Regions from separate parts of the Homo sapiens genome. Here regions 1 and 3 are each linked to region 2. The links are chromatin loops, found by intact Hi-C in ENCODE. Cell type or tissue: CD4-positive, alpha-beta T cell. All regions are shown on one strand. Links, peaks and the distances in the headings refer to the core of each region. The heading gives the core; the rest is flanking DNA.

Region 1 (10,844 bases), core at 6,154-10,153, 430 kb before region 2:
GCTGAGCAACCCTCCCTGGATTCACTGCCCCCCAAGTGACAGCCATCTCTGATGGCAGGCCACTCACACCCCCTCAAAAATCACCCAGGAACCATTAAAACCATTCAAGACATACTTGAGAGTAGTATTTTGGGACTAATTGGAGGCAATGATTATTCACACAAAACCTGCGCTGTGTGGCCAAGATGATGCCACCAAGGTGTGCTGAGAGTCCGGGTGCTGATCCAGGGCTGGAGGCGGGCAAAGCGCACAGCTCGCAGAAGGTGGGCGAATCACAGACCTTCCTCAAGCCTTTCCCTTGGGACACAGTCCCCTTTGCCACCCTGGGAGGCGTGTTACCAGAGATATAGTGTGGAGACTGCTGGAACCACGGTGGAGAAAGAAACTGTTGTGGAGAAAGATTTTCTAGGCCCAAGAAGCCAGTGGGCAGGCAGAAACAGGAAGTAGTTGAGTCCAGGGATCTTTGAGCCCTGGGGCCAGCTGTCCTTCTGTGAGCCTTCCAACAAATTCCTCTCTTGCATGGATTTTAATGGACAGTGCTTCCTTCTTTTCTCACAGAAGCGTCTTCTCCAGGACCCCAGAAGGCTCCCTCGCCCTCGGCCCATTCTGCTCCAAGACGCAGGCAGGCATTCCCCGCAGAGCTGTGCTGCCTTGCTGAGGTTCATTATCTGGCCGGCAGCTGAGCCTGCGGTCCCCCAGCAGCTTTCTAAATGTGGCAGGGATCGGTATAGAGGTCTCTGTGATGAAGGCGATCAGGTATAAAAACCGAGAAAATACCTCTTTGTCAGTGTAGGTGAAGACACATCACTGACAATGGCTGGAGTTTTGCCACGGGAGTGACCGTGGCTGGGCCCGTCAGCTGCAGTCCGATCACCCAGGTCATCACTCTTCCTGACAGCCTCACGGTGACAGCCGAGTCACACGGAGATGAGGAAGAAAAACAGGTGGCAATGCTCGTGGCCTCATGGTATTGAAGAAGCTGCAAGGATTCTGTGAAGGCAAAGGGAGGTCTCCTAGAGCCCACACAGGTCTCAACATGTGCAGAAGACACTGACATGCACACATGTGCAGACTGCTATTCACAAAGCAGCTTAGACCAGGCAAACCTGAAATTCTACGGCCCACACAGGAGCTTCTGGGGCTCACAGGCCTTGGTCTAGAAGGGGTGTGCCCATCTGCACTCTGCCTGAGTTCCTCTGCGGCAGCTCTCTTCTCCACCTGGGATCATTCCTTCCTGCTGAAGGCCAGAGGCTGACATCCCCATTCACCAAGGAGGAAACAGAGGCCCAGAGAAACATTTCTGGTTTTGTCTAGAGACAGGGTTTCCGTGGCCCAGGCTGGAGTGCAGTGGTGCAATTATCGCTCACTGCAATCCTGAACTCCTGGGCTGAAGTGATCCTCCTGCCCTAGCCTCCCAAACAGCTAGGACTATAGGCACGTGCCACCATGCTCAGCTCATTTTTTTAATTTTTGTATAGAGAGGGGGGTCTCGTTCTGTTGCCCAGGTTGGTCTCAAACTCTTGGCCTCAAGTGACCCTCCCGCCTCACCCTCCCCAAGAGCTGGGATTACAGGAGTGAGCCACTGTGCCCAGCCCTCCAAAGAAAGGAACGGATTCAGCAGGAGCCTGCAGCTCGCTGGCAGTGGTGTTTGCCACGGGCCAGTCTGAGTGTAGCCACAGCCCTTACCACTGTGTACTGCAGGCCCTGTGGGACTGCGATAAACCTCAGCTGAAGGGGAACTGCAGGGTAACCACCTGATCACGACAGAATTCACCCAAATACCTAGTTGTTCCCCACAGAGCCCTCTATGCCTGCTTTGAGGAATCCACTCATGAAACTGTAAAAACAACTCTCACGAAATGAATTGCAAGAACATAGCACTGAAAAACCCCACCCTCTCCAAGTGCAGACGACGTGCACGCCTGGCCGCTGGAAACCCTGCTCCTCGCCTGCAGATAAGCCACGTGGGTCTCAGAAACAAAGCGGCAGCCTCAACGTGCGGCCCAGTGCAGACCTTCTTACAGAGATGCACTTCTTACCTCTTCCGACACCACAGGCCGCTCTGCTGCCTTCCCACGGACCCCGTGCTCCGACTGCCCTCGCTGCAGTGCGGGAACCATGGAGGACTGCTGGCTTGTCCTGGGCAGTCCTGAGCTGCTGAGCCCCAACAAAGGACAGGAGCTCCATCAGGATGACAGGGTGGAAATCCACTCACCACTCATGAGAAAAAGAGGCAGAGCTGACATTCGGTTCTGCTTAAGATCTCACCTGGCCTCCAGTACAAATGTCTCTTCTGTAAACATGACAAGGTGACACCCTTCAGCGGGTTCTCAGTAGCGGGGGCAGCAGGTCCCTCCACTGAGGGGCTTTAACTCTGAAAATGGGAACTGCTGAAGTCCTGGGCCTGGGCGTCTCCTGGCCTGAGAAACACTCTTCACTTCGAGATGGATGTCAAACAGCAACTTCACTGCTTTACAGCCAGTATCGACTACTGAGCTGGGCCTACAGGAAACAAGACCCCTCTTCCCACATGGGCGTTACACTCTCCTTTGAAATGGACCAATGTGCATTTCCACGTAGAAGGCGTCTCCTGCAGTCGCATCCTGTCGTCCTAGTTCTTAAGCCTAGGGGCAGCTGCCCTGACGTGGAGGCCAGAGGACAGCATAAGGACGACTGTGCTGACAGACACACACAGTGGGAACCTGCCCACACAGCAGAGGGGCGGCCCCGTGGCAAGGTCCTCCAAGTGCTGTCAGCAGGCCCAGCTGTGCACGGGCCGCGCTGCCTCCTGCTCCAGCACATACAGCACCTTAACACAAGGTATCTGCTACCAGACAAATGTGGTTCTCTCAGCGTGCTGACAGATGCACGCACATGCATGCACACACAAACACACAGAGACGTTTAGGGACTGCAACATTCACTCATAAGTGCAAGAAAGAGATCACTCCACATGTGACATTGCTTTCTTTTAATTGGAGTGAGGACAAAACCTGATCCCGTTCAGAGATGAACAGAATCATCTAGGTCGTTAAGAACAGTCTTATCTTTCTGGTTAACCAGGTCCTAAATTCAAGGGATTTCCACGTGTTCTTTAAAACCACCTGAAACTGTCCTGCGCAGGCTCACACTGCGGCTCTGTACCAAGGGCTTGGCCCCGCCTGCAGCCAGAGGGCATCTCACTGGATGTCATCATCATCAAAAAGATCTTCAAAATCTAGGGAAATAAGCAAAACCACGTAGTTACACCTACAAGGGTAAGGGCTGAAGAAATCACTTCAGAATGAATTATATAGTAGTCCAAAATACAGAGATAATCGTCAATGATCCAATGAAATAAAAGACTTTTCCCGTAACAGACTTTCAGTTTCAGCCAACCAGGGCTCGTACATGTAGTCCAAGGGGAGAGTGTTGGCTAGAGTGCTTTCTAGCTTTCATTTAAAAGACAATCCTAAGAAAATGCATGCAGGGCTGTTCTGAGTCCCACGGACACCACCGCACAGCCACAACTCAGCACTCAGGACACGCCAGTGCCGTGTCTGCACCCACGAGTGCACGGGCACCCAAGATGCTGCCCTCGCTGCCGGGGCCGGGGAGAGATGAAGCTGGGAGGCACGTGCTGGGTCCTTGAGAGCAGAGGGAAACCAGCCGGCTGCCGCTGTGAGCATGAGAAAGCCGGGCTAGGCTGCAGAAAGGTGAAGCCTCCAGTAAGGGAGCGTGAATGATACTCAAGCCTGAGAAACACCTGCTAAGGCCCATTCTCACTGGAAGAAACGCAGCAAACACGTAGTGCCCTGCTTTGGGTGATCAAAATCAGGCCCCCCAGGAAAGATTTTGTCCTTCTGTTTAGTCTTCTGTGTTTTTCAAATTCCCTACTACAGGCAATCATCACTTTCACAATGGGAGGTGAAAATACAACTAAAAGCCCACCCACATGTACTGCGCACTGAAAATGTGCAGTATGAATTATGAACTAGAAAGAGGAGGTTCAACTCCTGGAGGGTCAGAGCGAAGAGAAAGGGGCCTGCTGGCACCACAGCATCCAGCCTTCCTGGGGAGGGTGGCGTCCCTGAGGCATCTCTGGATACTGCAGAGGGTCCCGACGCTCCCCAGCCACACTGATGCACCCCCACGTCCTCACTGCCTCCCGACTGCTGGTTGTGGTTCGCCGCTAGGAGCACTTTTGCGCAGTCCTGGGCCTGGCTGACTCCACACCTTCCGACCTCTGCTCTGCTGCCCCCTCTGGAGAAACCTCCCTCTGCAGTGCTCCCAGAAACAATGCCGTCCACGCTTTGCCAGGGCTCTTGTCACAGTCCAGCCCCTGCCTGCTGACTTGTCTGGACCCACAATTTTGTAAGACATGGCGAGGGAAGAGAGAGTGTCTCTTTCGTGGCTAGAACCCTGGTGCCCAGGGTGTAACAGCCCAGCAAACCCATCTGTTTGACGAGTAAAAAGGACTTAGCAAAAGCCTCATCCACAGCCCACAGAGGTCTCTCAAAGTAAATGGCTTCTTGAACACATGGGGTTGTCACAACCTGATGGGACAGTGAGTGCTTTGTGAACTTAGTGGGTGGGCAGGCAGGGGACACAGAGCTCTCCTGCGTCCCCTCCCTGACCGGCCGTGGCTCAAAGGCAGACACGCGCCCACAATGCTCAGGTTGCTGGGCGCTCACCTGACGGGTAGGACCTGGGTCCCTCTCAGAGATGCTTTCCCGTCAGGATTCAAGGGCTGACTCTGGAAGTCATGTGAACTCAAACACTAGAACACAGCAATCGCCTCTAACCAATGGGCTGGCAGAGGATAAATGGGACTTTGAAGGAGATCATCAAAATGCAAGCGTGTGGTGCCAGCATTAGCAACTGCCCAATCCTGCCCACGTGAAAAGCTTCAAAGTCGCCCTGGTGAGCTGGTGTTTTTGCAAAGCAGCTTTGGAGAGCGCTCTGCAGCTTTGTACAATTTGTTCCCTCTGAAGGCAACACCCTTCTCCCACCTCGCTCTGGCATAAAGAATTGAAATAAATGCTATTCAGTTCTCCAGGCTCATCTCAAATGTCATCTGCCTCAGTTCTGACTCCAGTTGGTAGCAGTAAGAATGCTGCCTCAGGGGCATGGCCAGGCACCCTGGGAAAGCCTGCACCCCAACTCAGCAGCTTGGCTGCTCCCCTCAGGCAATGGCTGCCTGACAGTAAGCCTGATGAAGCAGCAGGGACTCAGGATGGCAGGGGGTCTCTGGTAAATTAGAAACCGATGTGGCAAGCTCAGGTCCTAGCTGTTAACTAGTAACAAGAGCTTTCTGTAGAGAAAAGCACCATGGATTAAACCAGGATGAAAAATGCCACCTCACTCTCTGGAGTAAGAAACCTATCTTATTTACTTATTATTTGAACCCTTAGTAAAGGTTAATATCATCTATAGGAATAAGGCCTGAAGAAATCAGAAGAGAATGAGAAATATTCCCTCTAGCAGGTCTGAAGATGTTACAGAAAATTTGCTTTTCACTGTTCATTTGGTTTACCCATGTTTTTGGTAACTAGCACTGAAGCCCTTAAATCAAGAGGAAAACACATCCTGCGTCCTGATTTCAGAGCTGGGCAAGAGCTGGAGTATGGCTGTCCCTCTGCAAAGGCAGCTGAGGGCATGAGAACCCAGGCAGGCAAACACAGGTGGGCTGGGAGAGGAAAGGAAACCGGCTACCCGGAGAGGGCGGAGACAGGGAGACAGATGGGGTTCCTATGGCCGTGTGTGGGGTGAGGGCCCAGACCTGGCTACAGTCTGAGGTGTCCGCAGGCACATGTAACACGCATGCCAGAGCTCAAACTCAACTACTGGGCTGCAAGCTGGGAACAATTTCATGCTACTTTTCTCCTGAAAAATAAGGCTGCCTGCCAGTGGCCGCAGCCCGTGTCATCGCTCCACAGAGGCTGCACTGCATTCTGAGAGGAGCGCAGGGGCTCTACCACCTTATGATCCAAATTATTCATGTCACCAAGTTGCTTCACTGCCTTCACCTAGAGAAGAAATATTCAGATTAAATCTGGCATCCCATTCCAAGCATCCTTACCGTTAAAAAAGTCTGCATGAACGGCCTTTTCATTGGCTGCCAAGTCCATCAAGAGCCCGGTGCTGCCTCCCGCCTGGGGAATGGAAAGGCAAGGTTATGTCAGGTGCGTTTTCCGAAAGAACAGGTGATAAGTGCATTGCAGGGCCACTACCCCCACAAAAAAAGAAGATGGGTGAGGGGAAACAGGCTCAAGTTGGAGTCAACATTTTAGTTCCAGACACAGGAATGTGTATTGGGGGGAGGGGGAGGAATTCAAAGGAATGATTTTTAAGGTCTCTCAAGGGCTTCTGTTCCTTGATTCCTGTCTGCCTTTAAAAAAGAAACCTACCACTGACCTAAGCACCACTACTTCTCTGTGCCCCTCAAGGAGAGCTTTCCGATCCCTCGCCGGACATCGCCAGAGGCCACAAACATGCGAAATTGAGCCCATCGCCTCCACTCAGGATCCCTTCCCTCTCTCTTCTGGGAATGAAACCACTTCCCCGAGGAAACTGACCTGCTCTGCCTCTGAGGTTCTGGTGCCCCGCTGCTATCATGGACCGTCCACTGCCACAACTCCACGGCAGTGGAAAAACCATGTCACAACCCAAGCTGGGCAATCTGAAGCCCTCAGGATTTTGGGTCCTGTTTAGAGTCAACCGGTGACAGAGGGAGCAGATTCCTCTGACAGCAGCACCCTGGACAGCTGGCCACAGGTCCTGCTGCTGCCCTGGCCCCAGCATTCACAAGGCCGCTTGCTCAGACCTGCCCTGATCCCCACATAGCTGCATGCCCTTGTTCCCTTTCAGACACTCTCAGAAAAGCCAGGACACTCAGTCTCCTCCCCTGGCTTCTCAGCCACCCTCCCTGTCCCCATCAGCACAGTAAGCCACGCGCATTCTACCACTTGAAGCTTGTCCCTACCTCCATCTGCCTCATTCACACCCTCTTCAACTCTCCTGTTCTCCCTGCTCTCATTTTTCTACCCTCTCACCCGTAAATGCTGCCACCCTACAGAGCAAGTCGGAGCCTCTCACTCCCCACTGTAAAGCCCTCCGGTGGCTCCACATCGCCTAGGACTGTGAAGCCTAGGACTGTAAAACAGGACTGAGAAGCCTGGGTTTAATGGAAGTGCTTCGGGAGCGGGGTGCACAGAGCCACCCTCTTTAGCATGGTTCCAGATGGTTTCACGATCTGGGTAGGGAGAGAGTCCCTACCCACTGTCTCCCCTCTCTCTGGCACTGCACGCTCAACCATGTTAAACGACACAACATTCCCTTCCCTTGGTGAGCCAGTCGGCATCCCCCAACCCAGGGCTCTGCTCCTGCCGGGCCTTCATCCCCCACTACCTGGCAAACACCAATGTGTCCCCCAGCATTTGGCCACAGAGTCGACTCCTCAGCTGTACCTTTGCTGAGCCCCCTCAAAGCCCTGAGGGTCCATCCGTCGGTGCGCCTTCGGCTTTCTATGACACCTGGTATTTGCAATCAGCCGCTCTGCCATGCTATTACCTCCACAAGCACAAGGGCTGCCTCTGACCACCTCTGCAGCCCCTAAGCTTTGAGAAAGAGCACATAAGGCCCTGACATGTAGGAGCTGGCCTGCCACTCTGAGCTAGGCTGTGGTGCTCTCCTGCTGACCATAAACCATCTCAGAACGCTCACATCAGACAAGGTCACTCTGTGAACACAATAGAGACCAACAAAACCCCAAGACGACTGTATAATCCTGTATAATTAAAAAGAAGAACGAGGCCACTACGCAAAGCACATAAATGCCAGATGTCTCCTTTTCCGCTCCGACAGGAATGACGGCTGCTCCAGTCTTCCCTCATTCTAGTTAAGATTAAGAGGCCCAATCGGAGAATTATCCTCGCTTCCAAGGCACAGTAAAGCCCACTTTCTTCCCCCAAATCCCCTAACACGAGCTCAAATCCCACACGAGGTTATGGAGACGCACCGCGGGCCCCCATGGGGTGCTGCAGCCATCGAAGAGCAGCAAACGCAACTCCTCTGACCACGGGTGTGTTCCCGGGGGCCGTGGGGGCACCCAGCAGGCACTCAACCCTCAGGCTGCGCCTCCTGGTCCCCCGGGCTAGGGCACACGCTTCCCGCCGCGGTCGGTCGCCGCCTTTCACCAGGTGCTCGGAGAAACCGGGATTTGCTCTCCGCGGGGCAGGGAGCCTGGGAGCCGCGCCCATCGCCCACCCGCCCGGCCTCCCCTCCCCGGGACCCGCGCACCAGGACGCCGCCCTTCCGCTCCCCCTTCCCCGCTCCCCACGCTCGGAGACTCCCGCCGGGCCCGTGCCACCTCGTCCAGGTCCACGTAGGGCCCGGCGCCCTCGGGGAACATCTCGTCCACCGCCGGCTTCATCTCGGGGCCGCGGCGCTCTAGGCTCACTTCCGGCCTCAGAGCCGCTTCCGGCGCGCGCCACATGGCAGATCTAGACGCCGGAGGACCGCGCCTCTGTGGTGCCCGCCCGCTGGGGTGCTCCCGGCCGCCGGCGCGTCCGCGGCCACCGGCGTTTGTCTTTGCGCTGGCGAGGGCGGGCGTCTGCAACGCCTCTGATGGGCGGCCGGGCGGCCACGGGGAGAAAAGGCTGCCAGCAATGGGAGCAGTGCCTGCAGAGCACGCCTCCGACCAGAGGCCGGATCCAGAATAAAGAAGGAGCCTCAGACTCTGCCGCAAAGACGGCCGGGTTCACAGGAGCCCAGGGCTTGACCTTCAGACGTTTGTCTGAAGAAGACACACTCGCGGCCAGTGAGCAGATGAAGAGGTGAAAGCAAACCAGGGCCCCACGGCCGCTGCACCCCTGGGACGCCCAGAGTCAAAAAAACAGCAAAACACGGGTGGAAGGGTGCGCGGCACACGGGGCCCCTCGCACCGCGGCGGGGAGTGAGACGCGGCAGCCGGGGCGGGAGACGGGGGGGGGCAGGTCCCAGAAAATCAAACACGGACACCCACGTGGCCCAGCACTCCCCTTCCGGGCACAAGCCCAGAGGACCAAAAGCCGAGGCTCCAAGGGGCGTCTTTACCCCACGTTCACAGCAGCGTTATTTATAATAAATGAAAAAGGGAAGCGTCCCCCGCTGTCCCTGCCCATCGATGGATACGTGCATAAGCAAATGTGGGCCATGCACACTGTGGAACATTACTCAGCCTTTAAAAGGAAGGGAATGCCGACACCTGCTGCCACGCGCAGGAACATTGAGGACGCTCTGCCGAGGGAAACGGGCCAGTCCTAAGACAAACACCGCATGATTCCACTCAGCCGAGGCCCCTAGAGGAGTCAAAGTCATAGAGACAGAAAGTAGAAGGGGGTTATCAGGGTCTGGGGAAGGGGAAATGGGGAGTTCGTGTTTAGTGGGGACAGATTTTCAGCCTTGACAGATGAAAAGGATCTGTAGAGGCTGCTGGTGATGGCTGCACAGTTCGTGAATGTGCTTAACGTCACTGAAATGTGGTTAAGATGGAAACAATTTGTGAAGTTTTACCGTAATGAAAAAAACAACAAAAAAGAATGTGACAGAAATGCGAGGGAAAGGAGAAGGAAAGGGGTAAGAGGAGGGAGAAGGTTGGAGGAAGAGAGGGAGAGAGGAAGAACAGGGGAGGGAAGGAGAGAGAGCAACAGGTCCTGGAACTAGACTTTGCCAAAGATTCCTTGCTCAGCCAGACTTCGGTGGCCTCCTAACCTCCTCCCAGGCCCATCTGTGCACTGCATTGTCAGGTTCAGTTTTCGCAGAGAGCCCTGCTAAGTTGGTTTAGCCAGAGCCCCCCACCCTGGATATTGGATCGGGTTCCTGGTCCCCCAGCATCCCCAGGATGTCTGATGGCCCAGACCTGTCTTCAGCGAAAGCCCTGCGGGGTCGGCCGAGCCAGCATCCCGTCCCGCACTGTGTTCCTCCCAGTCATTTGCCACCCGCGACCCCACCTGCTCCTCAGCCGCAAACCCCCACTGCCTGTGCTGTTCGGAGCTGAGCCTGGTCTCCCTCCCCCACTGCAAGATCCCGTTGCAGTGGTCCCCACACCCGTCTCCAGGGTTCGGAACAACTTCTGAAAATTTCCAATAATGTTTTCCTTTAACAGGCCTTAGAGGAGTTGGGTTTGGGGGTTAGGCTGTAGAGAAGGGGAGTGGGGGGCGGCATGGATGAGGGTAGTTCCAGGGACAGGAATTGAGCTGAAATGTGAGGGGTGTGTGTGGCCTGAAAAGGGGCCGCCTGGCCTGAGTGGACAGTGTGGGACGCAGGGAGAAGCTGGCAGTGGATATTGGGTGAGCCTCATGCCATGCCAATGTGCATCACCCTGAAGGACCCAAGTGAAAGTCAGTCCGATGGAACAGGGGCTTGGCAGTGACTAAGAAGATTGACCCATTAAGTCAAGGTCTTTACTAGCTAAGGGGTGGAGCTGTGGGTCTCCACGGTCTGCTTGTACACCCTACAGGGATGGGGGGCTCACCACCTGTGCAGAGGCCATCCTATTGCTGGAGGCCCATCCCTGAGACACCATCGTGCTGCCTGCCCAGTCTTCCAGTGCCCCAGGTGAAGCCCCCTTCCTCCCAGCATCCTCAAAGCCTAGAGCCGTCCCTGGAAGACAGAGCCTGCCCAGGCCCCGCTGTCCCTGACCGATGACAGATACAGGTGGGGTTTCTCAGTTCCGTTTCCTGCTGCCTCCTGGGCACTGCTCCCAGGGGTGTGTCATGGTGTGGAGTCAGCCTAGCCCTGACTGTGGGTTTGTGTGCTGCCCAGCTTAGTGGCCCAGAGCGGGGGTGCCTGGACTAGAATCTAGCTACCCCCTAACCAGCTGT
Region 2 (8,553 bases), core at 1,526-5,525:
AGTGTAAACAACTATGCCAGTGATCCACTGAGCATTTCTTTTTTTTTTTTCTTGAGACGGAGTCTCACTCTGGTGCCCAGGCTGGAGTGGGCGCCATCTTGGCTCACTGCAAGCTCCGCCTCCCGGCTTCATGCCATTCTCGTCCTTCAGCCTCCTGAGTGGCTGGGATTACAGGCGCCCGCCACCACGCCTAGCTAATTTCTTTGTATTTTTGGTAGAGACGGGGTTTCACTGTGTTAGCCAGGATGGTCTCAATCTCCTGACCTCATGATCCTCCCGCCTCGGCCTCCCAAAGCGCTGGGATTACAGGCGTGAGCCACCTCGCCCGGCCAATCCACTGAGCATTTCTAAGCTGTGTATCTCTTAACAAGACCCAGTCAGGCCCTATTGGAACAGGGCTTTTACCACCTAGGCGGAAGCTCAGCCATTGAAATGACGATCAGGTGCTTCACGGTCTATTTTTCCAGATAGGCCTAACAGCTGGTTTTCTGTTTGCATTTCAGCTGTTTCTGGCAAAGCCTGCCGTGTCTTACATTTGTCTCTCTATCCGGATTAGATGTTGCTATATGAACACATCGGGACTGTGTCTGCAGGAAGGAGCTCCCCATTCGAGGCCTTCACAGTGTCACCCACATTCACCTCTTTCCACTTAAACGTGTCCCATGAATCTTGTCATAACAGTTTTGTGTTCCTTAACTATTTTGTCTGCCATGTCATTTATGATGTATATAACCTCTTTAATGCCTGAAATCATAAGAATAATCATCAAAGGCAAGAGGGTTGTATATTTTCCCGTTGGAGACACATCTGGAATTTGCTGCAATAAAATAATAATAAGAAAGCATTGGCAGCTTTGGTAAACTGCAGATTCAAAAATCGAGGGAGAAATGAGCACACGCTGTACTTGGCTGTACATATAATTGCTGACTGTGGGTTGCAGAAATTTCTCTCAAGCATCATCACCACTTTTGCTCAGTTATCAGTAGTAATAACAGCAATCAAAACTGAAACTGCTCCAGATGCCTGTCTAGGAAGTATGGTTTTCCATCCTTCCTACTGCTTTCTTCACAAGAGAATCCTCCACCTCAGTGGCCCTGAAGTGGCCTGAAGGGCCCGCTCTGCGGTCCTGCCACCAGTGCCCTCTGAGGTCCATGGTCCCACGGCACCACGGCCGCCCAGTGCACTCGCCTCCACACTGAGTTTTCATTTTTCCCAGTTAAGCCCCATCTTCCGGAAATGCAGCTCCAGAGGGTCTCTGTCCCCTCTTGCTGGTGGGGCAAGGGTCTGCGCATCAGACCACATGGACCCCTGCACCACCATCTGCTCCGTCCTCTCCCTCTGGTCAGCTCAGCTTATTAAACAAGCCTTGGTCAGGAAAATCTAAACCACTTAAGGAACTGGGCAGAAAGAAACTGAATGCAGGGAGAAGAAGGCTGGGGAGCCAAGGACAGGAGAGGAGACATAGGGGAGTCACAGGGACCTGCCACCCAGATCCCCACTGCCTGATGTCCTGGCTGTGGAGGGCACCTGGAGCTGCCAGCAGAGCCTCCTGCCCACCAGCTGCTGAAGCCACAGTACATCTCCTTCCTCCCACCTCCCAGACCTCTCACTGGTCTCATCTGGGCACCGAACATGGGAAGCCCCTCCTGTGACAGGCAGGGGAGAAGGAGGCTGTGCTGACAGACGGCCTGGTGAGGGAACCCGGGAGGCCTCCAGCATCTGCACCCCTCTCCTACTTTGATCTCTGTTTCACCAACATTGCACCCCAACTTAAGGTCACATAGCTACTGTCAAGCCAACAAGGTGCTGCCTCTCCCGCCGTGTGAGGGTGGAACCCCATAAGCCACCACTGGAGGCATCCAAGCATGTTGATTCCTTCTCTAGTTCAGACACCACCTCTCCTGGACATCCTGTGGCCTAAAGACTATCCTAGAATCAACACTCCTTAAATAGGAGTGGGGAAAGAAAAGGAAAATGTGTGTAATACATGTGAATCACAGATAACGTAGTCATTGGTTAATATATACAACTACGCGTATTTACATTCTGTATGCGTCAATGAGTAAAATACTGTGGTTGGTGCTTATCTGCCTTTTCCAATACTCGTTCCATGTTCTACCCTCAGCCAGTGCCTAAGCTGCTTATGGCCTTCACCTGGTGGCATGACTCGATCCTTCATTTTTAAGGCCCCAGGCCCTGCATGGCTGCCCACACAGGTGCTGTGGCCTCCGTTACCTGTACTGCACCACCAGAGAGAAGTAGGAGGCACCACTCTTCCTGGCCCCCAAGCCTCACAAAGCCTCATGCCCACCTGCCAGAGCCAGCCCTGTGTTGTCTCATGCTTCCGTGGCTGGGCCGTGTCTGAGCCACCCTCCCAGTGAGACCCGATTGTGTTCCTAAGCAAAAGCATCCCACCTGGGGACCGAACATCTCTGATGCGGCAGAGCCCAAAGCTGGGGGGATGGGAAGCACGGGTTTTGTCAGCCAAGCGTGGGGGTGGTAGTGAGAAGGGCCTTCTCCCTCCCCACGCCTTGTGTACCTGGGCCTCAAGCATAGGCCACACCTTGTTGGTCGCTGCCCCTCTATGCCGTGTCACCAGCCGGCACCACCCATCGCTGTGGACCGCGGCCCCCATCACAAGCTGGTGCCCAGGGCAGTCCCCATCTCTGTGGAGGGCTTGCCTGCCGCTGGCCTCTCTAGATAAGCTCCTCATGACTCATGCAACCTTTTCATCAACCCGGAAGGAAGCAGCCGCCGGTCGCCACTAGTGGGTGAGGAACAGTGGCTTGGAGAGGAGGGAGGACCTGGGTCTGCGGTTTCCCCCGCGGCTCAGCCCTGCTCACAACACCCTGATGAAAACCTCGGCTGCCCTTGCCTCAGGGCAGGGCACACCCTTTACCTGCTGACCTGGCCCTGGTGACAAGGGGACAAGGGCAGCAGGGCCCCGGCCAGGTTGAAGGACACCTGTGGGTCACATCAGACCTTTTTAGCCCACCAGCTCCATCTGAGAACTGGTAGCTCCCTGGTCCTCTGTCGGGGTTGGGCGCGGCCCTGTCTGAACACTGCTTCTTCCTGGAAGCTTTGCTGCCCTCCCCAGCCTGCTAAAACGCTCCATGCCCACACCCACCTCCTAGTGGGTGAAGCCAGGAACCCCTCCCTCGGGTGCATCAGGGGAAGGCTGGGGTGCAGATGCCGCGCAGCCACTTCACTGCGCTGATCACCAAAAAGCTGGAGTATGAAAACTCCTGTGGGAGAAAGCCAGGGCTGACAGTCGCGACGTCCAGGCTCCTCTGCCAGGGTTAGAGAAGTCAGAGGTGTCTGCCCAGGCCTGCATGCGGCGTAGCCTCCCGCCGCCAGGGGGCGTCAGGCCGGCGGGGGCGGGGCCTCCTCGGGCGGGGCGGGGCGGGGCGGGGCCGGCGCGAGAGGCTCCCGCGGCTCAGTTGCAGACCCCGCCCCCTCGGCTCAGCCGCGCCTCCCGCTCCATGGGGTGCAGTAGGGCAGCTCCTCACATACGTGCGCGGTGGGAGGCGCTCCCTTGGGCCCCCGGGGAGGAGGTGCCACAGCAACTCTGGACTCCTGTGTGCAGAACTGGCCGCGGAGAGGTGCCCAGGGCGAGACCCCAACCTCTGCTCCCTGAGCCCAATGCGGGGCTCTGGGTGGCAAGACCCCAAGCTCCCTGTGGTGACTTGCCCCCCGGACGGCCAGGCCCAGCTAGTGTGGCACCGCGTGTGCAGAACTGAGGTTCTTCCAGCCAGGAACATGGCCCGGTGGGCTCTGGAGAGCCCCGTAGAACTGGGGGTGCCATCGAAAACAGTCTGCCCTTGGCACTGCAGGGCCCCACCGGGCAGGGCGCTGGGGGCAGTGAGGAGGGTCCCATCTCAGCTGTCTTCCCTGTCAGCCTTGGATGCGAGGCTGATCCACACCTCTGAGTGACTGTGTAAGCCTAGGGGTTCCTGGTGAGTTTGGGATGGGTGCCCCAAGATCGTGGCCGTGTCCCTAAAGAGGGCACGTGGGGACCTGAGGTCCTACGGGAAAACTGAAATGATGCCTCAGTGCTCTGTCCCGCAAACGTGAACGCACACTCTCCCTCTCAGCCTTCCTTCCCGCCCCACGGAAGGAGGGTAGACACAGAGGGTTACACAACGAGGAGACTGAGTCCAGACACAGGAAACACTACTCAGGGCTGACGCTGAGTCGAGTGCGGTACCCGAGTCCAGCCCTGCACGGCCACACCTCAATGGAGCAGAAGAGAGAGGTGTCCTGGGTTCCTGGATAGTTCCCCAGCCCCAGAAGCCCCTTGTCCCTAGGAATTTGAATTCTTACTTGATGACAACAGCGACATCATGGTGGCCCCTGTTATTCCACAGCCTCAAAATTTAACCGCTGTGAGCTCACTAGCAGCTTCTGCCAGGCGAGCACCCCTTCCCTCGGGGCTCAGGCTCCTGGACAGGCTCAGCCTTGGGCAGCCTTCGCCAGGTCCACAGAGAATGGCGTTGGGAAGGGTGGACCTGGCGGATGGGGTGGGGACAGGCGGGCCAGACCCTCCTTCGTACCCCAGCACAGGGCTCCCAAATGAGAGGTCCCCAGCACTGCCCAGAGGAACTTCTGCGATTGTGGAAATGATTCCTGCCTGCTTTGTCCATTAGCCACTCCTCCCAGGAAGACACACACACTCACTCACTCCACCTGCCACGAAGGAACTGAACTTCTAACTGTATTTAATTCGCATCTAAATGGCCACACGTGGTTGGTGGCTGCTGTAGTTGACAGCGCTGCGTGAAGGCTCCGGCGCTTCTCGCACCGCAGGGCCCACAGCACAGACCACACCTGTAGACTTGGAGGAGTGGCAGGGGTGCCAGGAGAATCCTGCCCTGCCCGTAGCCCCGGATGAAAGGATGACATTGAGTTCGCGACGCTGCGCTCCTCGGGAACACGAACCACACCTGGAAGCAGCCTGCCCCTGTGGCCCCAAGGTTCCCGGGTCCCTTCAGCGGCTGCCCCAGGGGCCTGGCCGGCAGTGTCTGGGAGGGAGCAGCGATCCCGCCTCCTGGGATCTCCCGGGCGCCGCCCGGGGAGGAAGCGAGGGGCTGGGGGTGCTGCTCACCCGCTCCGCGCGCCTCGGCTCCCAACACAGCGCCCCGGCCCCGCGCCGCGCTCGATTCCCCGGCTCCCCGCGCCCCTGGCTCCTGGCCCTCCCCGCCCGGCGCCCCGGCCCCGCGCCCCGGCCCCGCGCACAGCGCCCCCGGCGGCGGCCGAGCGGAGCCCGAGCGGGGCGGCGCACGGCGCGGGGCCGGGCCGGGCGGCTCCCGGCGCGACTTCCTGTTGTGCCCGCGCCCCGCCGCCGCCGCCGCCCGGCGCCCCTCGCCCGCGGCCCGGCGCGGCCGCCGCCCATGGATTTCACCTAGTGCCGGCGGCCATGGCCGCGCAGTGCTGCTGCCGCCAGGCGCCCGGCGCCGAGGCCGCGCCCGTCCGCCCGCCGCCCGAGCCGCCGCCCGCCCTGGACGTGGCCTCGGCCTCCAGCGCGCAGCTCTTCCGCCTCCGCCACCTGCAGCTGGGCCTGGAGCTGCGGCCCGAGGCGCGCGAGTTGGCCGGCTGCCTGGTGCTCGAGCTGTGCGCGCTGCGGCCCGCGCCCCGCGCGCTCGTGCTCGACGCGCACCCGGCTCTGCGCCTGCACTCAGCCGCCTTCCGTCGCGCCCCCGCCGCCGCCGCCGAGACGCCCTGCGCCTTCGCCTTCTCCGCCCCCGGGCCGGGGCCCGCGCCGCCGCCCCCGCTGCCCGCCTTCCCCGAGGCGCCCGGCTCCGAGCCCGCCTGCTGTCCGCTGGCCTTCAGGGTGGACCCGTTCACCGACTACGGCTCCTCGCTCACCGTCACGCTGCCGCCCGAGCTGCAGGCGCACCAGCCCTTCCAGGTCATCCTGCGGTACACCTCGACCGACGCCCCCGCCGTGAGTCCGGGGCGGGCGCCGGGGCTGCGGGCCGGTCCGCAGGGCGCTGCTAGCGGCCTCTCGCCGCACGGCCAGGCTGAGGGACGCGAATCTGCGCCCTACAGGTGCCCCCCTCCCCCCACCCCGGTGATTCCCAGCTGTTGCCTGTGAGCCCTTAGGACCCTCGGATAGAAGCCGGAGTCCTGCGGGGACACGGGACAGCATGTCACTCCGGGAAGCCTCCCGTTCAGGTGTCTGGTCCCTGCCTGGGGACATGAGCAGCTTCTGTCACCCACCGAGGTGTACATCTGCAGGATCCTGGCACCAAGGGTTGGGCTGGAGTGTCAGCTGCGGAAGGGCCTCCATGTGACCAGTGCGTGCAGATGAGTCCAAGCCAGAGGCAGAGGAAAGGGCCATGGAGATTGTGATGCTCGGTTTGGGGCTTCCTTGGCCAGCACTGGTGGAGTGTTGAGACCAGTGGGCCCCGCGACCCCAACATAGACACACATAGGCTCTGCAGGGCTTGCACACTGGGTACCCACCACTCCAGAGACTCTGCAAGAAAGGCCAGGTGGCTGAGGCTGGCGCTGTGGCTGCAGCACCCCCTCCACCTCCACCAGTGGGGATGTGTACAGGATGGAGCAGGGCCTTTCCTGCCTACAGCATGGGGGTTCATACTGCATCCCTAGGTGGTATGGACGGCACACATGTGACACCCGACATATGCAAGACACACACAGCTGTGGAGGCGCTGGGAAGTCCAGCTGTCACTGGTCACGGCACATAAATGGACAGGGTGGTGGAGAGGTGGTCGAGAGGCTTCAGGCCACAAAGAGCCAAGGTGACATCTGGGCAGGAAGAACCCAGACCAGTGCACCCCTATGGGCTTCCTGTACATTTCCCAGGAGCCCTAAGCAGGACCTGCCACCTCACCTTTTTCCCAGAACCCCTGTGGGTGTGCAGGCCGCTGGCTAGCCGGCCCCGCCCCTGCTGTGGTATTCCAGGGCTCTGACCGGTGGCAAGTATGCCTCCCAGTATGACAGGTGAGAACTGAGGGATGGGCTTCTCCTTGGCCTTGATCCGTGTTTGGAGCCCACGTGTCTGGTCCGCCCAACACTGGCCTGCAGAGTGGCCGGACCAGGGCCCTCAGCAGGCTGCTGTGAACGGGGCCCAGTGAGCAAGGGTGGCCATTGTCTCTTGGCTTCCTATGGCCTACTGGGTGGCCCTTGGGTACTCTGGGCAGGGAGAGTGGCATAGTCCCCCAAGTCTGCGTGGTGTCAGGGTTGGCAGGCTGTGGACAGGGGGCCTAGCGTCACCTGGCCTGTGAGCCGCCCTACTTGCAGAAGGCAGAGTATTCGACTCTAACCTCAGGCATGCACCTTTGTATGTGAGCGCCATGGGGCTGGGGCCACACGTAGAGTCCCCTTCTCTTCCTGCATGTTCCAGGGACTCAGGCCCAAATCCCTAAGCCTGTCCCTGTGCCAGGGAGGATGCAGCGGAAGCTCCCTGGGAGGCCCTGCCAGTGGGCCCCAGGCCCCCAGAGGCTTTTTGGAGGTGCTGCAGATGCTTGGGCCCATTCCCGCACCCCCACCCCACCCCAGCAAGAACAGCGTTCTTCCTGCCCTGCAGCGTCTGGAGCCCTTCAGCCTTGTTCCTTTTCCACCAGCCCATCAGCACCTGTGCCCGGGTGCCCTGACGGGGATTGGTGCCCCATCTGTGGGGCAGGGCCTGTCCTGTCTGGGGGTCTGCCCCAGCCCCTCACTTCAGGGCAAGTGGGGAGCTGTGGGCCCTGCTGGTATCTGGGAAGACACCCAGGCTACTGAGGCTGTGGGGTGGACATGGGGCAGTAGGGAGAGGTGTGAGTGGGCAGAGCCTGAGAAGGGCCTCAGGAGGGTGAGGCAAGGCCACAGGAGAGGAGTAGTTGTGAGGGGGCCGTGCAGGCTGAAGGGTTGGGGAGACTCCTGCAGGGAGGTTCCTTCATACAGATTCCCAGGTCCCAGCCCCCCCCAAGGGGGAGGCTGCGTTTGTGAATGGCTCCCCAGGTGGGCCCTGAACACCCTGGCAGCCCAGGGCTCAGCAGGAATGGGAGACGCCTGTGCTACCTTGCTGCCCAGCAGGGCCAGGGCACCAACAGGAAGTTTGGAAGAGATCTGAGAATGCTGGCAGGGGTCTGGCCGGGACTGCGGGGGAGGCAGCCCTCCTGGTCTGGGATCCTCCAGGCCTCAGCTGTGGATTCCACTTGTCCAGTCTTAGAAGCATGTTGGGGGCACCTTCTACTCATGGTCATGGGAGGGCCTCTGCACGAAGAGCAATTCAGTTTGCCTTGACTATCTCATTCCGGCAGAGGGGAGGGTGGATACGACGTGCAGGGCTGACTTGGGACGAAGGTGATGTGGCTGTGGTTGGAAGAGGGTCCCCCTCCCAGACTCTGAGCTGCCCTCACTGGAGAGGTCAGAATTCCTGGAAGGAAGATGAGACGGGTGCAGCAGGATAGTGGCAGGAGGGCCCCGGGTGTGCAGGCTTCTCAGTGGGGCTGGGGCCTGGCCTCGGCATCTAGGGGTGAGGAAAGCCTCAACAGCTTTGGTGCAGATGAGAGGTTTGCCGGGGGGGTGACCTTAGGTGGGTAGCAG
Region 3 (10,844 bases), core at 3,245-7,244, 270 kb after region 2:
TGAACGTATGTGTGGGTAACCTAGGGCTCACCACTTTCCACTGGCATCTGAAGTGGGGGTGGTCTTCAGAGGCCAAGTCCTTAACCGGCGGGGTCTGCGCTAATTCCAGCTAATTGGTGTCATCACTAAATTGTAGAACACCCAGCTGGCGTCAGAAGAGTTGGATAATTGGATGGTGTGGAGAAAATAACCCTCACATTTGGTATCAAGTGTTCAGTACAGGGAATAAACAGCTGTTTTTTCCTATTTAAATAGCAGGTTAAAATATTAGAATGGAAGAAACAAAGTTATTATTTGTAGATGATATAATCATCTATCTAGAAAACTTAAGGGATGAGTGACAAGCTATAGGGAACAATAAGTTAGGAGCTGGCATTATTAAAAAGTAAAAAAAAAAAAATAGATGTTGGCACGGATGTGGTGAGAAGGGACTGCTTTACCCACGGCTGATGGGAATGTAAATTAGTACAACCGCTGTGGAAAACAGTACGGCGATTTCTCAAAGAACGAAAAGTAGAACCACCATTCAGTCCAGCAATCCCAGCATGGGGTATCTACTCAAAAGAAAATCATTATATAAATTCTTTAAAAACTATCAATATACATGTTTATTGCAGCACAAATCACAATTCCAAAGATAAGGACTCAACCTAAGTGCCCATCAACCGATGAGTGGATAAAGAAAGTATGGTATATATACACCATGGAATAGTACTAAACCATAACATGAACGAAATAATGCCTTTTGCAGAAGTTTGGATGGAACTAGAGGCCATTATGGTACCGGAAGTAACTCAGGAATGGAAAACCAAATACTGTATGTCTCACTCATAAGTGGAAGCTAAGCTATAGGTACACAAAAGCATATCGAGTGGTACGGTGGGCACTAGAGACTCCGAAGCGAGAAGGATGAGAGTGGGGAACAGGATGAAAAACTACATATTGGATACAATGTACACTTTTCAGGTGAAGAGTTAATTAAAAGCCCAGACTTCACCACTGTACAAAACCACCTGTAGGCTAGGCACCATGGCTCATATCCGTAATCCCAGCACTCTGGGAAGCCGAGGCAGGTGGATTACCTGAGGTCAGGAGTTCAAGACCAGCCTGGACAACATGGTGAAACCCTGTCTCTACAAAAATACAAAACTTGGCCGGGCATAATGGTGGATGCCTGTAATCCCAGCTACTCGGGAAAGTAGCTGAATCCAGTCGGGAGAATCGCTTGAACCCAGGAGGCAGAGGTTGCAGTGAGCCAAGATCGCGCCTTTGCACTCCACCCTGGGCGATAGAGTGAGACTCCGTCTCAAACAAAACAAAACAAAAACCATCTGTACCCCTAAAGTTATAGAAATATTTTTTAAGTTTTTTTAAGTTAGGAGCTGATAAGAAAAATTGTCACCAAGAAGGCAACACTTTCCACAAAACAGTGACCAGTTAGAACCTGTAATGGAGGAGTCCAATCATAATAGCAATCAAAAATTGCTAGAATGCATACGTAAATAAAGAATACATAAAATAAAAATAAGAATAAATACAATGGCAGGAAATAACAAGAAATATACAGTTTTCTCATTCATAAGGAAATTATATAGAAAACTTTGAAAATCCACTGAGAAGAGATAAATTAGTGGAAAAGCATAGTGTATTTTTGGAAGAGGCAATATTGTAAAAGAGCTAGTTTTCTCTAAATTACAACTACACATTCCATGCAATTAAAATAGCAACAGAAGTTCACATGGAAACACGAACATGCAAGACTAACCAGGAAATGTGTTAAAAAGAAGAATGAGGAGAATCCGCCCTATAAGACACTAAAACATAATATGAAATTCTCACAATTAAAAAGATGCCAGTGTTGAAGAAGAAACAGATCAAAATTTTATGATAAAAGGTGTCCTTTCAAATAATTTTGGGGAAATAGATCATTTAATAACTATGTTATTTCCCACAGTGTCAGATACTGTGGGAAAATATAGAGCTGGATCCCCACCTGACATGTGAGTGACATCAAGACAAATTCCCAAGGGAATCGATATTAATTTGTGAAAACAAAACCTTAGGGGGCTGGGATGAAACGTGGTGGCCGTATGCAGTATCTTGGAGTGGAGAAAGCGTGACACATCACCTGAGCCCTCTGAAAAGATGAGGACTCCACAAAAACCCCAGCATCTCTATGGCCCAACACCATAAGCCAAATGGAAATCCCAGCCCCACACTGGGAAAATTATTTCCACAATTATGAAGATGCAGGGATTTCCGACAGTGTAAGGAGCTCTGCAAACCCACAGCAAACAATCTGAGTGATGACCCCAGAGATGGGCAGAGACTACAAAGGGACAGTTTGCAGAAGGAAAAACAGGGAGAGAATGGGCCAATAGCAGGGAAAAATATGGACACAGTTAAAGAACTGCACATCAAAGTGTAGGGTTGTTGGCTGGGCGCGGTGGCTCGTGCCTGTAATGCCAACACTTTGGGAGGCCGAGGCAGGCAGATCATCTGATGTCGGGAGTTTGAGACCAGCCTAACCAACATGGAGAAACCCCGTCTCTACTAAAAATACAAAATTAGCCAGGCGTGGTGGCGCATGCCTGTAATCCCAGCTACGCAGGAGGCTGAGACAATAGAATCGCTTGAACCCGGCAGGCGGAGTTCTGGTGAGCCAAGATCACGCCATTGCACTCCAGCCTGGGCAACAAGAGAGAAACTCTGTCTCAAAAAAAAAAACAAAAACAAAAAACAGTGGGGTTGTTTTTTGACCTATCAAATTTCATACAATTAAAATGTCTAGTAATGTCCAGTGTGGCCAGCCCATGGGAAAATGTGCCATGGTAGTGTCCAGGGCAAGGACTGCAATGTTTCTGGACAGCAGTTTGTCAAAATGCACCTGCGTTAGCCTGCTCCTACCCTCAATTCAGTAATTCCATGGCTAGCAATTTGCCTGTTATATACACACACAAAAATTTGCCAACATAAATAGGCAAGAATATTGATCACAATATGGATTTAAAAACGACATAATCAACCAGGTGCGGTGGCTCATGCTTGTAATCCCAGCACTTTGGGAGGCCGATGTGGGCAGATCACCTGAGGTCAGGAGTTCGAGACCAGCCTGGCCAACAAGGCGAAACCCTGTCTTTACTAGAAATACAAACAAATTAGTCGGGTGTGGTGGTGCGTGCCTGTAATCTCAGCTACTCGGGAGGCTGAGGCAGGAGAATCGCTTGAACCCAGGAGTTGGAGGTTGCAGTGAGCTAGGATGGTGTCACTGCCTTCCAGCCTGGGCCACAGAATGAGAATCTGTTTCAAAAAATAAAATAAAATAAAAAATAATCAAGGTGTTCACCCGTGGGCACGGGCTAAATGGACTGGGGCATACACAGGAGTGATTTCTCCAAAGCGTCTAAAATGAAGGAGTCTCAAAAGTATGTGCTGATGGGGGAAGATGACTGGGATTTGTTGTTAAATTGTTTAGAAGGGACACAGAAGAGTGTGCACAATGTAACCCCCTCATCCCGTTTTTTTCACTGAAAAGAATCACGAGAAACTGTTGGCAGCCTTTGTCATGGCTGGGGTGACTCTTGGTGGGGGTTGTTGAGAAGGCACGCACTTCTTTCTTTTTAAATATATCCACTTTCTGTGTATATGATTTGAATTTTTTTAATCTTAGGTGTAACTCTTTACGCTATTGGAGTTAGAGAGTAAGATGCCTTCATATTTTACTTTCTTTTGTATCATTCTGAATCTACACTACTAATAAATACTACATTAGGGAAAACGTTTTTAAAATCCTATCAGAGCGTAGACTTCTAGATAAACCAATGTGGAAAGAATATTAGGTTAAATCATATCAAATTACTGATGTCTACTTTTGACCTACAAAAGTGGTAATTTTAAATGGTTCCATCTAATAAAAATAAATTGTAGAAAAATATATCACAAAATTTAAAATACAGAAACCAGCTTTTTACACAGAAAATTACAACCCGCAAGTGCCACACCGAGAGGCGGCTGCAGCCAGTCTGAGCCCTGGGGACGCATGTGCTGTGACGTCCAGGCAGCAACCGGGCCGGGATGCGCGGATGGCGGGGGTGCCGAGGTGGGCAAAGGGATCACCTGGGGTCAGTGCGGGGAGCTCTGTGGACACCAGGATGGCAAGTCAGGAAGACGCTGCCCGCCACGGTCCCCCTCGGGCCTGGGAAGCCTGGAAGGTCAGGGCCTGGAGGGGAGCTGGGTCCAGGCAGGGAACTCACAGCAGAGACGCCCCGAGGGTGGGGTCGGGCCAAGAGCCGCAGCCAGGGGATGCCCTGACCTGCGCTGGAGAACGATTCGCGGAGTTCCAGAAGGGACAGAAAGGCACAGAAACAATATTCGAAGAAATATTGGCTCAGAATTTTCCAGAATTGCCTACAGACAGAAACGCTCAGATTAGGAATCAATAAGGACCCCAATAGCAAATAAAAGCAAGTCTGCAGAACACCAGAGACAAAACAGTGAAAAGACAGGTCATCTTAAAAGAGGTGAATTATGAAGTCCCAGGCCAAGGCGTTGGGTGGAACCCCAGGGTGTGGAACTGCAACAGCCCCGCAGTCTGGAAAGAAGCCGCCAGCAGCCCGCGCGGCCCCGCGGTTCCACGGGGCCTCGTCCCCGCCCCTGCCCCGCTGTAGGCCCCGCCTGCTATAGGCCCCGCCCCGCTGTAGGCCCCGCCTGCTATAGGCCCCGCTCCGCTGTAGGCCCCGCCTGCTATAGGCCCCGCCCCGCTGTAGGCCCCGCCTGCTATAGGCCCCGCCTGCTGTAGGCCCCGCCTGCTATAGGCCCCGCTCCGCTGTAGGCCCCACCCCGCAGGAAACCTCGCCCCGCTGGTGGCGCGCCCTGGTTGCCGTGGCAACCTCCTCCCTCCGCCGCCGGGTTGCCGGCTTCGCTAGCCTCTCAGCAGCGCCGTTGCCATAGCAACGGCGGGTGGGTCCCGCGGGGCGAGCTGAGCTAGGGTGAGCATCCTGTGGGGTAGACTATGGCGGCTGGGCGCGTGCGGCCTGTGCGGGGCCTCCCCGGCTGCGGTGAGAGCGGCTCGAGGGGTCCCGTGCCCGGACCCTGAAGTGCGGCCAAGCCGTGGGGGGCTCCGTGGGCTCGCGCTGCACCGCGGTGGGGTTGGGGTCCAGCCACATAGATTGAGTTGCAAGGCCCTTTGGGACGGGAAACTGCATGTTACAAATGGGGAAACTGAGGCCAAGATCGAAAAACGCTGGGAGGGACTAGCTCCAAGCTGACGCACTAGTGTCCAGGCAGAATCCTGCTGGCCTAGCCAGGACCCTTTACATCCCAGCTTTGCTCAGATGGCTCCCAGGGGTGACCTGTGGGTGGTGTTCCTGGCATGGACCCTGGATCCTGTTCCCACAGAGCTCCCTGTCAGGCCGAGGCCCCGTTGCCCACCTGGTCTTCACAGATCCCCTCCAGGCGCCTGCTCAGGGGCACCATGACAGGCCTTGCCCACCCTGTCGTCACATCTTCACTGCAGCTTTTGCAGCCTTTCCCTGAAACTGAAGACTCCCCATCCCCCAAAGCCCTGTTGGGATGCCTCTTCCCCCTCCTCCTCCATGAAGACTTTCTGCCTTACAGGACGGACGGGGGGCCCAGGTGGGCAAAGGGGTCACCTGAGGTCAGCCCGGGGGGCTCTGTGGACACCAGGATGGAGGTCAGGAAGACGCTGCCCCCCACGGAACCCCTCGGGCCTGGGAAGCCTGGAAGGGCAGGGCCAGGAGGAGAGCTGGGTCCAGGCAGTGCTCTCACAGTAGACGCCCTAAGGGTGCGGTTGGGGTTTCATTTGTTTCATCCACGCCTATTTTGCTCTGTGCACCCTGTCTCTGAGAGTCTCGGGGTCAGGTGTACAGTGGGGACGCTGCAGTCCTCAGGTTTGGAGAAGAGAATGTCAATGAGACAATAGCAGTGAAGTTGTCTGAGAACTGGCTGCTGGAATAAAATCCTGGCTCTGCCCCTCACTAACTTTCGAACCTGGGTGGTCATTCATCTCTTTGAGCCCCAGCCTCTCCGTTTGTGGAATGTGAAGTGATTACCCATCAATTTCATGGCGGGTAAATTGTGTCCAATAAACAATGGCTGTCAGGGCATGGTGAATGCTTAACCAGGCTGTGTCCACCCCTCCACAGTGGGTGGGAGCTGGCCTAGCTCATGGCCTGGGGTGCAGCGCAGACTCTCCAGAGGTCCAGGAACCTCAGCAGTGGTGTCAGCAGGTTTGCCACATGCTCTGGGGCTGTGGTGATGGGGCGGAGACAGGACATCAGCCACTGGCCTGGGTCCAGGGAAAGGAGGCCCAGCAGAGCCCTGGTCACGTCCCAGCTCTTGCAGTGGAGCCGGGGACCTGGGTGTGGAGCAGGCAGACCACACTGCAGCAAAGGGGCAGCCAGGCAGAAGCTCAGGCCCAGCCCACAGACATCTGCCCCAGCTCTCCCCAGTAACCCTGACCCTTCCCACCATCCCAGCCCACAGACACCTGCCCAGGCTCTCTCCAGTAACCCTGACCCTCCCTGCCATCCAAATCCGTGCTGTGGAATTTGCCAAGTGCTTACTTTTGGTTTTTTGGTTTTTGGTTTTGGGTTTTGGGGAGTTTTTTTGAGATGGAGTCTCGCTCGTCGCCCAGACTGGAGTGCAGTGGCTCAATCCTGACTCACTGCAACCTCCACCTCCCGGGTTCAAGCAATTATCCTGCCTCAGCCTCCTGAGTAGCTGGGATTACAGGTGCCCAGCTAATTTTTGTATTTTAGTAGAGATGGGGTTTCACCATATTGTCCAGGCTGGTCTTGAACTCCTGACCTCAAGCGATCCACCTGTCTCGGCCTTGCAAAGTGCTGGTATTACAGGTGTGAGCCACCACACCTGGCCAAAATGCTTACTTCTGAGTAGCTGAACTGAGTTTACTTGCACCCACAGAGGGCGCAAGGAGGCACAATTGTCGCCCCCATCTTGCAAATGAAGACACCAAGGCTGAGACACTTGAAAAGGCCCCTGAGGGTCAGAGGATGCTCTAGATTGACTTGAGCCAGGTCTTTGGCTGAATACCCTTCCCCCAACTCCAGTAGCTTCTTTGGGGCCAGAGCAAGGCAGTGCTTAGAGGATGGGAGGAAGCAGGTTCCCTGGTAGGAAGCCCCCAGCCTGGCTTTTCACCAATGGAGGCATGAGGTCAGCCTCTCTCTGCACTAATGTTAAGGCTTGGCAATGACCTCTCCCCACTCAAGCCCACCCCTCCCAAATCCTCGTCATTCATAAACAGCTTCCACCCAGCTCAGCCATGGAGGCTGGTAGTACCTTCTAACGCAGGGTGCTCACCCTGGCTGCAGATCAGAATCACCCTGCTGTATCCCTCAGAGATCCTGACTCCATTGTTCTCCGTGAGTTATGGGGGCTCCTAGTTAAGCACGCCAAGTGGTTCTGTGTGTGGCTGGGCCCTGGGACCCCTGGCATGGGCAGCCATCAATCAGGAGAAGTCCTGGCTATGATCACCTCTTGCCTGCCGGAGAATCAGATGGGCAGAGAGAAGATGCAAAGCAGCATTTCCTCCTTACACACTTCCAAATGCTCGCCCACAGTGACTGTGTTTTTGTTCCATCCTGTTTTAGTGGACATATGTTCTCAAAATCATTACTCTGTGCTTGGGACTGGGGTCCAGGCCTCCTCCCCATTTTACGGATGGAGAAATTGAGGCTCAGAAGGGAGTCAGGACCAGGACGCAGGACAGACGATGCCAGATGAATGGCCCTTCCCATTCCTCTGCTAGAAGAACAAGTGTCCACTCCCTATTTCTTGTTTTTCTCCTGAAAATCCAAATGTTTATAGAAGTCATAAAGAGAAATAAACAACCAGGTTTTTGCCCCAGGAAACAGGTCTGGTGAAGATGTTTATTGGAGACTCTTGAGGACCAAACCCAAAACTGGGTCATCCTGAGGGGAAGAGGGTGAGGAGGAGCCACGATGAATTGCACCAACGTGGGATTTCTGAAGATAGTCGCGCCAGTTTCTGACCCTGGGGCTGCTGAGGGTGACCCCGTGTCCAGGCCCAGCAGGACAGTCCTGCCTTGTGCTTTTGTGCCCATGCCCTCTTTCACTCTCACAGTGCCCGGCTTGGGCGGCAAATGACACAGGTGCCCTTCACACCACAGGGAACTCCCAGACCTGGAGTTCTCAGTGCAGTGGACAGAAAAGGAGGCCGAGGCTTGCTGCGTTTTTGGAGACACTTAGCACCACATTCTGTATTTATCCACATTAGGTTTGGGACAGTTTGTTGGGAAGGGGCGTGTGTGTGTGTCTGTGTGTGTGTGTGTGTGTGTGTGTGTGTCTGTGTGTGTCTGTGTGTGTGTATGTATACACGCATGAGTGGGAAAGAAAGAAGGCCAGGCGCGGTGGCTCGCGCCTGTAATCCCAGCACTTTGGGAGGCTGAGGCGGGCAGATCACAAGGTCAGAAGATCGAGACCATCCTGGCTAACATGGTGAAACCCCGTCCCTACTAAAAACACAAAAAATTAGCCGGACGTTGTAGCGGGCGCCTGTAATCCCAGCTACTCGGGAGGCTGAGGCAGGAGAATGGCGTGAAACCAGGAGGCAGAGCTTGCAGTGTGCCAAGATCGTGCCACTGCACTCCAGCCTGGGCGACAGAGCGAGACTCCGTCTCCAAAAAAAAAAAAAAAGAAAGAAAGAAAGAGATGTCAAGTGGAGAGAGGCTGAGACCCTCAGAGCTCCAGTGGGTGGGAAGAGGCCAGGATGTGAAGTCACGAGAGCCGGGAGGCCCCAGATGCTCAGGACCCCCAGGAGTCCTGGGTTCTATGAGCCTCGCCCTCCTCAGCCCCTGCCTTGGGGATTTGGACTCTGCGGGGCTGGGAGGAGGCCTAGGAGTCCGTCATTGCAGGATCACACCCCCATCCCTGCACAATCCCTAATCTCACATCAGAATCACTCAGAGGTAGGACCAGGGTCATGATCCCATTTCAGGAAGGAGTGAAAGAGGGGCTTTGCTGGGCCCCGGACTCAGAAACCAGAGCCCTGGGTGGGTGGGGCCCAGGCTGGGCAGCCCCCAGCCAACCAAGGGTAGGGACTGGTAGGGCCCCAAGTGAATGGGTCCCCGGGCTCTAGCCCGGGAGGCCCACCGGGGATCTGCACAGCGTGGGCAGCTCTGCCGGGATCTGCTTGTGGCGCACTGGACGGCCGGGTGCTGACTCAGTGTCTGGCCAGCAGCAACTGGGCTGGGGCCAGATCCCATCGCAGCGCAGCCGTGTCGGCAGGCAGCTGCTCCCGGACCAGGACCAGCTGCTCCTGGGGACCAGGACCAGAACGAAGTGTTAGCTGTTGACACGTCAGTCCAAGTCCCCTACCCCTCTGCTTTTGCTGCTCCCAGTCCCTCCAGTTTTCCCTCATCTGTTCATCCACAAAGACCCTGGAAGCCCTGAGCTTCCTCTGTGTCTGGAGCTGCAGCATGGCAGTGGGAAGGGCTGCCCCTCTGCAGGGCCGCTGTGCTGTGTGCTAGGTGGGGCTAATAGCTGGGGTCACCCCTGCTGCTCACCCTTAGCTGAGGAGGAGAGGAAGCAAATTGGGTGCTCCCCAGTGACTTGGGTCTGGATTCTGCTGTCAGCCTACACACAGAGCAGGAGGCTGGGGACTAGAGGTTCTCTGGGGACAGCATGTAGAGGACTTGACCACAGTGCTAGATGCTGGCAGGGACGGAACCGAGTAAGACACCATCCTCCCCAGGGCAACCTGCCATCTTTCTGATGACAGACACTTACACAAGTACAGGGAAGACAGGGACCTCACGCCATGGAGGAGCCCAGGGTGTGCGAGGTGGACTTCTCCCCTGTGCAGACCTACTCCTACCTCCTCAGCCTGTCCCTGCCCCTGTGTCCTGGGAGGGTGGCCTCTCCAGATTCTATTCTGGCTTCAGCCAGTAGGAGAGACTGCCAGGGCTGGAGAGCAGGAGGAGAGGGTAAGGAGGGAGGGGGCTGATACTCCTGGCCCCACCTTTTCAGATCACTCCAGACAGCCTGCCCTCTTGCTGAGGGCTTTAGTTTCTGAATGGCACTGTCCAGTTCCACCACTGGCTCCCTCCTCGTGCCCTCCAGCACTGGCAAAGACCCCAATGCCACCCACACCTCCCTTGGTGGGTCCCCAGCCCTGTCCACACCTGTGTAAGCAGCCTGTCACCAAGCTCTCTGCAGCTGTGCCCCTGGAGCATAGCAAGAGGTTTCCTGCCGGAACCCTCACTGGTACATGCGGGTCTTTCTCAAAAGCCCACGAGCATTGACATAACCAGGCAGAGAGCCCCTCAAAATACCAGTAAACAATTCAAAGAAGAAATTGTACAAGTTATTGTTCTCTGAGCCTAAGCGATAAAACAAAAAGTAAATAAGAAAAGTATGGTCAAGAAAAAAATGTCTAATGCCTTGGAAGTTAAAAAACTTACTAGGTTAAATGAAGAAATATAACTGAAGTTGCAATCTTTCTAGAAATGAATGAAAATGAGAATGCTCTTTATCAAAACCAAGGGGATGCAGCCGCTGTGCTGTGAGAGGGAAGTTCAAGCTTAAAGGCATTGATACGAATTCAGGAAAGGTTGGAAATGATTGGCCTCTATGTTCAACCTCAGAATCTAGACAATGAACATCAACAACACGATTCAACAGGGCAGGATAAAGGGATTAAGGCAAAACCCCAAGTCATGAAATAGAAAATAAACACAAATTAGACTTAGGAAAAAAAAGGATTGGTTCTTTGAAAATGACAAGAGGATATAACTATAGAAACAAAATATTTAAAATTAAATACATATACAAAAAGTGAAAATC

The links. Hi-C counts contacts between places; a loop is a spot of excess contacts. Peaks named below come from ENCODE experiments on the same cell type or tissue, not always from the same donor. Only the 100,000 strongest peaks of a DNase experiment are listed, where the experiment ranks them.
Region 1: a loop joins it to region 2, with 4 times the contacts of the local background. A loop is called at or near these places in 2 of 110 quality-filtered maps.
Region 3: it touches region 2 in a loop (9-fold over the local background); 17 of 110 quality-filtered maps call a loop at or near these places.

Annotation. Positions count from the first base shown.
Region 1 is chr2:240,127,872-240,138,715 of GRCh38, forward strand. COPS9 (COP9 signalosome subunit 9) reads right to left here and starts at 8,434. Exons shown (of 3, transcript NM_001163424.2): 1 at 8,351-8,434; 2 at 6,062-6,134; 3 at 2,957-3,217. The coding sequence starts at 8,413. The coding sequence ends at 3,180. RefSeq lists a silencer at 8,246-8,295 and enhancers at 8,736-8,835, 8,846-8,955. In CD4-positive, alpha-beta T cell, for the core only: no CTCF peak of the experiment used is centred there; a DNase peak (open chromatin) is centred at 8,480; H3K4me3 peaks cover 2,374 bases; H3K27ac peaks cover 863 bases.
Region 2 is chr2:240,563,171-240,571,723 of GRCh38, forward strand. It overlaps DUSP28 (dual specificity phosphatase 28), which reads left to right. Exons shown (of 2, transcript NM_001370465.2): 2 at 1-2,086. It overlaps RNPEPL1 (arginyl aminopeptidase like 1), which reads left to right and starts at 5,314. Exons shown (of 11, transcript NM_018226.6): 1 at 5,314-5,944. The coding sequence starts at 5,417. RefSeq lists enhancers at 1,451-1,600, 1,731-1,810, 5,761-6,399, 6,271-6,450, 6,400-7,038 and silencers at 3,281-3,520, 5,031-5,290, 5,321-5,380, 5,521-5,710, 5,951-6,000. In CD4-positive, alpha-beta T cell, for the core only: CTCF peaks have their summits at 1,870, 2,075, 3,300 and 3,499; DNase peaks (open chromatin) are centred at 2,761, 3,101, 3,471, 5,301 and 3 weaker places; H3K4me3 peaks cover 3,610 bases; H3K27ac peaks cover 3,417 bases.
Region 3 is chr2:240,827,636-240,838,479 of GRCh38, forward strand. No RefSeq gene overlaps it. Among named protein-coding and RNA genes, the nearest start is that of KIF1A, 13 kb to the left of the region's middle. RefSeq lists a silencer at 4,630-5,099 and an enhancer at 4,633-5,629. In CD4-positive, alpha-beta T cell, for the core only: no CTCF peak of the experiment used is centred there; DNase peaks (open chromatin) are centred at 4,216, 4,896, 5,606 and 6,310; H3K4me3 peaks cover 656 bases.